Regions from separate parts of the Mus musculus genome. Here region 1 is linked to region 2. A link is a contact called in ENCODE POLR2A ChIA-PET data. All regions are on one chromosome and are shown on one strand. The core of a region is the stretch at or near the end of the contact, and the rest is flanking DNA. Distances in the headings are between cores, read along the strand shown. Region 1 holds the start of Rhoa (ras homolog family member A). Region 2 holds the start of Dag1 (dystroglycan 1).

What was found. ChIA-PET counts read pairs that join two places held with the same protein, here RNA polymerase II (POLR2A).
Region 1: POLR2A ChIA-PET joins it to region 2 with 23 read pairs in embryonic stem cell. The contact joins the promoter of Rhoa here to the promoter of Dag1 in region 2. POLR2A ChIA-PET finds 5 or more read pairs at or near these places in 3 of 5 experiments (Patski and embryonic stem cell).

What each region holds. Positions count from the first base shown.
Region 1 is chr9:108,304,727-108,308,375 of GRCm38, forward strand. It overlaps Rhoa (ras homolog family member A), which reads left to right and starts at 1,434. Exons shown (of 6, transcript NM_016802.5): 1 at 1,434-1,827. Tcta (T cell leukemia translocation altered gene) reads right to left here and starts at 1,433. Exons shown (of 3, transcript NM_001311156.1): 1 at 996-1,433; 2 at 600-654. The coding sequence starts at 1,218.
Region 2 is chr9:108,261,623-108,265,195 of GRCm38, forward strand. It overlaps Dag1 (dystroglycan 1), which reads right to left and starts at 2,193. Exons shown (of 4, transcript NM_001276482.1): 1 at 2,003-2,193.

The sequences.
Region 1 (3,649 bases), core at 184-2,683, 42 kb after region 2:
GTGAAGCCCTGGCTGTCCTGGAACACACTCTGTAGACCAGGCTAGCCTCGAACTCAGAAATCCACCTGCCTCTGCCTCCCAAGTGCTCAGATTAAAGGTGTGCGCCACCACTGCCTGGCAGAGTCTGAGTTGTCCTTGTTTTCTGGTGTACTGTGACCTCTGCCGTGTGGTAGAAGCTCAGAGATTAGCTGAATGAAATGTCCTGATAAGTAAGCTGTTGTTTTTAGAGATTAGGAGGTTGACTTGATGAGGTCGTATGCTAAGAATAGAGACTGTTAGGCTGGGGGTTATAGCTCCAGTGGTACAGTACTTGCCTAGAATAGATGTTCTTGCCTTCCTAAAGAAAGACTTCCCAACCAAGGGATTTGTTTTCAATAGACCTGGCACATCACCTTTCTGAAATTAAGGTAACACCACCATCCATCCCCACTGAACATGCTGATGAGAGGCTCTAAAGCCACTGGGAACCCCCAACTGGAATCCTGAGCTCTACCATTAGCCTTGAAGGATTCTTGCACAGCCACTAAGCTGGTGCACTCACATGCTGAGAGTTCTCTGCCTGTCAAGCATGGGGTTGGGATAGACAGAGATTTACTCACCATGAAGAGAAATGTGTGGAGCCATCAGGTGTGGATCCATTCTGGCCACCCAGACCTGGAGGCAGGAACACACCCATAGCTGCAGGAGGCTGAGGGTGGGGATCTGAGCAGGCAATAGCCCAGGTCAGGTCAGGGGCCACTGGTATAGTTTAATAGAGATTGAGGCTGGGATACTAGGGACTAGTGGTATTGTCCAGGAAGGGTTTTGAGAAACAGTTAACAACGTGATGATGGGCATGAGGGGCTTGTGGTGTAAAATGGTACGGGGTTGTAAGTCTGGGTACAGTGAGGCTCCTGGAGGACCAGTGGTAGTCTATGTGGACACAGGAGAACCCAATGGTACAGTATGGTGGTGGTAGGGACAGCCGGGCCAAGGAGGTTCGTAGGGAGCCTCACCTGGACGGTGATACAACCCGGTCACTGTGTTCCCGTAGAACCCCCAGGCCAGCTGGATGCCCAGGAGACTTAACACCAACCACAGCAGGAGCAGCTTGAAGAGAGTCACTCGCATGTCTTGTGTCTCCCACTCCCGCAGAAAGTCGCTGCCCAGGGTGCCCAGCGCTCCGAGCACCGTGGCGGGCAAAGCTTGCAGAAACTGCCCGGCCCAAGGCTCCGCCATGACTGGCCAGCGCCCCACCGGGAGTACTGTCACCGTAGTTCTTACTGCGCAAGCGTATGGTCTTCCGGGGTTAGGCCTGTCAGTGCGCACGCGTAATACAAGGCAAGGAAGATCTACTTCGCTTGCGCGAAGTGTTGGCAGTTTGGGGAGGGGTTTTTAAAACCGCGCAGGCGCACCCAGCCCCACCCTGCTTGCTTAAAGGATGAGTGATTCGGTGAGGATAAAATAGCAACTCGCTCTTTTATAGCCCCGGTGTTCCCGTCATGCTCCACGCGTCTGCCATGATTGGTTAAGCGTCTAGCTCTCAGGGCGTGGATGCGTTCTTGAGCAATCGTGGCTGAACTGAGAGTGTGCGCGCGTGCGCGGGGCCGCGACTGGCGCCAGCTCGAGCCCGCAGGGCGCTCGGGGCCGCGCACGTCGCTCCCCGCCCTCCCGCCACCGCCCGCCCTCGTTCGCTCGCGCTCCCCGCCCGCCGCCCGCGGTCCTCCGTCGGTTCTCTCCATAGCCCGCCGTCTCCCACGGAGCTGCCCGTCCTTGGCTCGGAGCTCGCGGACTCGCGGACAAGCGTCCTCAGCGCGAAGAGGCCGGACTCGGAGTCCTCGCCTTGAGGTGAGCAGGAGCATTTCCCTCCAGCCGCCTCGGCTCCGGGCCCGGCTGGTCGGCTGATCGGCAAGCACTTTTCCGGCCTCCGGCCCGTCGCCTGCCCGCGGTCGCGCCCCACCTGCTGCTCTCGGCCCGCAGCCCCTCGCCCCGGCCCCTGACCTGGGGCCCCGCGCCCGAGGCGGCGGCCCCGCCCGCGCAGTCCCCGGAAGCGCGCCCCGCCGCCTCCAGTCCCCCTTCCCCCGCCCGGCCGGGCCTGGTGGAGCCCTAGCCGCCCGCCCTCCTCGTCGCTTCCTCTCAGGGTTGCGCCGGGCTGGGCGGGGGCTCCCGGCCGGTCCGCGACCGCGCTGGGGTAGCCTGCCACTGCGAAGCGCGTGTGGCTGTCGGGAGTTGGACTAGGCAAGAAACTCTTTTACAACTCCATTTTGCCTTTTGCATTGAACGTGGATTATTAATCCCGTTCTATACCGGGTGAAGACAGTGAGGGTTTGGGTGGATTTTCTGTTTTGAGTGCCGTATTATTGGAGATTGTGTAAGTAAAAGATTGTTTTGAAATCTTAGCGGTTATGACTCTATGGGGGAAGGTATTTTCCAGTCGAAAAAACACATAATAATTTGGCGAGGTTGCATCAAAATAGATGCATTTCTGCTTAAAGTTATTACTTCAATTAAGAATCACTGATGGGTTCCCCTTTTCAGGTCGGTTTCGTAAAATTGCATTTTTTGCAGGCAAGTTGATTTAAAAAAAAAAAAGTTCATGTTTAGTAGCTGATAGTGGAAAATTTGACACCATTTTTTTTCTTTTTTGCCCCAGAATTGGTTCTACTTGTATTTTCTAATAGTCATCACTAAATTTTGACCTATTAGTTATTTATTTGGTTTTGTCTTCTGGTATATTTTGAAATAAGTGCTTTTTGCATGTTATATATAACATTATATATGTATAATATGTAGTACACGTATAATGTACATCCCCCATGCCAGTCTGAAAGGGGAAAACTTATATTTTAGGATGCGGTATGTGGTGAGAATTTTTAGCCACTTAGTGTCACGTGCCCAAATGTGTATGTACCATGTGGAATGTTTTTTTCACCTTTCATTGGCTAGTTTGAGCATTTGACTCACGTATTATTAAACTAAGAAAACAAGATCAGGTCTTAATATTGAAGACTCTGAGATGTTGTTTGGAGTATTTCTCCGGAGCAGTGACGTTTCTTAGGGACATAAAATATATGGAGCTTGTTTTTTTCCTATTTTATTTTCCTCTTTGGTGTTGGCTTGGGACACAGTGAACAGGTGCTGTATCTCTGAGCTGCATTTCAGCCTTACAACTTGGGATCAAACTCTAGTGCTCAACTTACATAGCTTCTACTCAAAAATCTACTGAACAGGAGAATAGGAACATCCACTCTACTGATTGTACCCCCAATAGATGTAGTATTTTAGACTGGGGAGGAAAAAAAAAACTTTAGGATTTACAAACCAATTCCGTTTGTAGGTGTGGGAACTGAGCTTAGGGAATTTTTTTCTCTTTCCTTCTGTGTGTGTGTGTGTGTGTGTGTGTGTGTCTGTCTGTCTGTCTCTCTCTCTCTTTCTTGAGAAAGGCTTATTACTCCGCAGAGAGAACAGTGGGTGTGATAATACCAGAAGAACCACTGACCTAAGACTTAATTTAAAAAAAAAAAAAAAGACACTGGGTCTGACCTGAGACCTGGAACTTAATTTGTAGATAAAGCTGGTCTCTAATTTCCACATGCTCCTAGTGCTGCCTCCGGAACAGTGCTGGGATCACTGGGTGTGTGCCACCATTCCTGCTGAGACTTAAAATGTT
Region 2 (3,573 bases), core at 943-3,442:
AAAGTTTGGAGGTTGGTTTTGGGGGTTGAAACTTAGAACTTCACCCACGATATGCAGAATCTCTACCACATAGCTTTAAATCCCCACCCCCACCCCAATGGCTTTAAATCCTTGGTCATTCTTAGACTTTGGGCCTGAACATTCCTGACTTCAGGCTTCCCCTCCCATCAGGCTGGCCATTCACTTTGCACTACCTTTTCAGTCTCCCCTCTCAAATGGCTCGTCCTCCTTCCTCTCAGCTGGCTGACTTTACTACCAGAGGTCTGGACATCTCTGACACTCCCGACATGCCACCAACATATCTCTTTCTAAACTCGATCTAGATTATGCCACTCAAACGATTAAAAGCATTCTCAAGCTCCTGTACCCTAAGAGGTTGGAGCTCCTATGTGCAAAGAAGGCCCAGAGCTCCCACCTGTCCAGCTGGAAGACTCCCAGGCTCTATTTTAAACCATGTACATGTGGTTCCGGGTGTACAAGCCTTTATGTCCCCCAGCTAATTCCTGCTGGCCCTGAAGGCCACGCACGGCTCAGGAAGGCTCTCTTCAGGCTACCATGCAAGCAAGCATATTCTCGTCATGGGTTCTGATTCTCATTCACTGAACCCAAAATCAGTTAAGGACAAAGCAAGATGTATTACATGGGCCCCCAAGTCCTACCCAGAAGTCCCCAGGGAGTAAAGTCAAACATTTACTAAATGAATGCATCTTGTCAAATCAGGTTTTTTAGAATGATGAGGACTTGTCCGGTGACAATTTCAACAGAGGTACATATCAACAATGCTTGCACATTCCCACCCGGTGCTGCCTGCATAGTGCTACTTACTCCTACCTTCACACAGGATCCCACACGCCTTGCAACTAACTCCCTAGTGAGATCTGATTTCTCCAATAGCCCCTATGTCCTTTAAGCACGCTGACCATGTCCTTGACTTCAAGGCAAAAAGAACTTCAATTCTCCATATTTAAACCATCGATCTGTACAACCCGTTACCGTGGAATTCTTTTTCTAAACTAGAACATTCTGAAAGTATGTCTCTTGCTCATTAAGCACAATATATACTAATATGATTGCAACACCCCATCTCCATCAGATTCCAAAACATCTGGAAGCACACCCAACTCTAGCTGGAGTTATGTTCTATAAACACCACCCTCACTTCACGAGTCTGGCTTCCACGCCAAGAACTACTTCTACTCGCTTATTTAGGGAAACAGCAGGCTGGACTCTCAAGTTAGACCTCTAGGCTATAAAGGTACTGTCCCAGACTAGGCGGACCAGTCAAAACTTCGTCATCACCACGAAAACTAATCTTGATGTAATTCAACTTAACAAAAGCTTCTCAAATTGTAGAGATTAAGAGGTGTGTTTTTAATTGCCCGTTGAGTTTGTCAATAAATGAACTTGGGAGTTATAGCAAAGGACTCTGAGTCAACATGGTGTTCCCTCTGGGAACATTTTCCAAATATACTCGCAAGTGAACCTGATTTCCCAAATACCCACTGCAAAGGTAGTAAAGGAGTCTCCCACAGAAGCGCAACCGAGGGGGAGGAAAGAACCCCAAGACTCGGAGCAGCTCAAAGCAAGAGGCGGGGGCGGCGCCCTTCCCAGCCTCTGGCAGGAGCCCCACAGTAGAGATGCCTCCTAACTGGGCCGCGACCCCCACTGGCAACCCGGAGGCAGCCCGCAGGCCGCACACGCCCGCGGCCGATGCACAGGCCCCGCGTTCCCGGGAGCGCGGGCCGGGGCCGAGGCCTGGCCCGTCGCCGCGGCGCGCAGCTCCGGCCTCAGCCTTCAGCTACCGGACGGAGAGCCGAGGGGCGGCTCCGCACGGACGGCGGCGGCGCCGCCTCCTCACCCGCAAGGACGTCCGTGGCCGTGTCCCCGCCCCGGGCCGAAAGGGAGCAGCAGCAGGTGTTCCGCGGAAGGCTCGGTCGGCTGCAGCGGGGATCCCGGCCCCAGCAGGCAGGCACCGGGAGGCAGAGGCGGGAGGCGCACTCACCCAGCACCACGGGCAGGCCGCGGCAGGTGTTCGCTCCTCCGGGCCCAGGGACACCGCCGCCACTCCCCGGGGACTCCGCGCGAAGCTACCGCCGCTGCCGCCCCCGAGCCCCAGGAGCGCGAGCGCCGCGCCGCAGCCTCCGCGCGATCACGTACCGAGCGGTGAGAGGGCGCCGAGCGCGAGGGCGGGGCGCGCGGCCGGAGCCTAGCAACCGCCTGACACGCGAGTGCCGCAGCCAATCCCACGGCCGACTCGGAGCGGCGCCGACTAGCCTTCAGCGCGCGGCCCGCTTCTGCCTGCGTCGCTAGCCCCGCAGCGCGCCGCACCCGCGCACAGGCCCCGCCCCGTCCCGCACCTCTCTGCCCATTGGCCTGTCACGCCCCCGCCCCAAAAGCCACGCCCCGACGTAGAGGCCCCGCCCCCGAAGTCGACCAAGTGGGTCCCGGGACACGCCTTAGCCAGTCCGGGTAGCTGGGAGCGCTTGCTAGCTGGGGTGGGGGAGGGGCACCTTTCCCAACTTCTCCCGAAGAATAAATCGAGGTATGGACAGGCCGGCGAACCGGTCCGGCCACAACAAGCCACCACACAGCTGCCCCCTAATTTCCTTCGAGCAAAACGCAAGCGGTATCTAAACCATTCAAACACTCAGGAAGCGCCCTCCCAATTGCAAAGGAAGAGAGGCCTTGTTACCCTCTCCTTAATATGGATGGAGAAACTAAGGCCAGATCCGGGTGGGTGGGCAGGAAGGTAACCCATTTCTTTAGTGCTGGCCATACAACAGGCTTCCCCTCCCCCTCCTTGGAAAGCTAAAATCCAATGCCTCCTCTGGAGCTCAAAATAGCTCTGACCCGCTAGCACAGGTCACTCACCCCCCGGTGGCCCACATTCTTTAGATGGGTGGTTACTGCTAGAATCTGGCCTCCCCCATTTATGGAGGGTCCTAAAGTAGTTCTTAACTCTCCTGGGCTCACCAGAGGGCCCAAACTCCAGAGACTGGAGATTTAACAAGTTACTAAACCTGACAGTGCATAATACCTGTGGAAATCAGAACTGTGGTAGGCTCTGCTCCCTTCCTAACTGACCCCACACTGCTAGAAGGAATCCATTCCTCTTTGGCCTAGGGCCAGGCTGGAGTTTCAGACACAAGCTGTTATCAGTAAACTCATTCTGAATACAGACCCGGCGGCTACTCAGCCTGGGATTCCTGCCTAAAGGACGGGCAGTTCTCTTCAGAAGAGTCTAGGAGAAAAAATTTTCAGGAAGAAATGCCCTACCTCAAATACCTGTTTGCAATTTCTCAATTCTTACGTGACTAACTCATAGAGCCTAGAAAAGGAAGAGGAACTAAAATCCAGGAGAGCAAGAGCAGGCCATCCCTTGGATGTTAATAAACTGAAGAGTTAATGGCTTCTCAGATTCTGACTTTAAGACTGTACCATTTTAGAAAGGCTGAGAATGAGCTGGCCATGGTTGCTGCCGTCTGTAATCTTTACACTCATAAAGCTGCGACTTAAGGATTGCTGTAAATTGAAGGCCAGTCAAGGTCGCATAATGAGTCTCCAGGCCAGTTT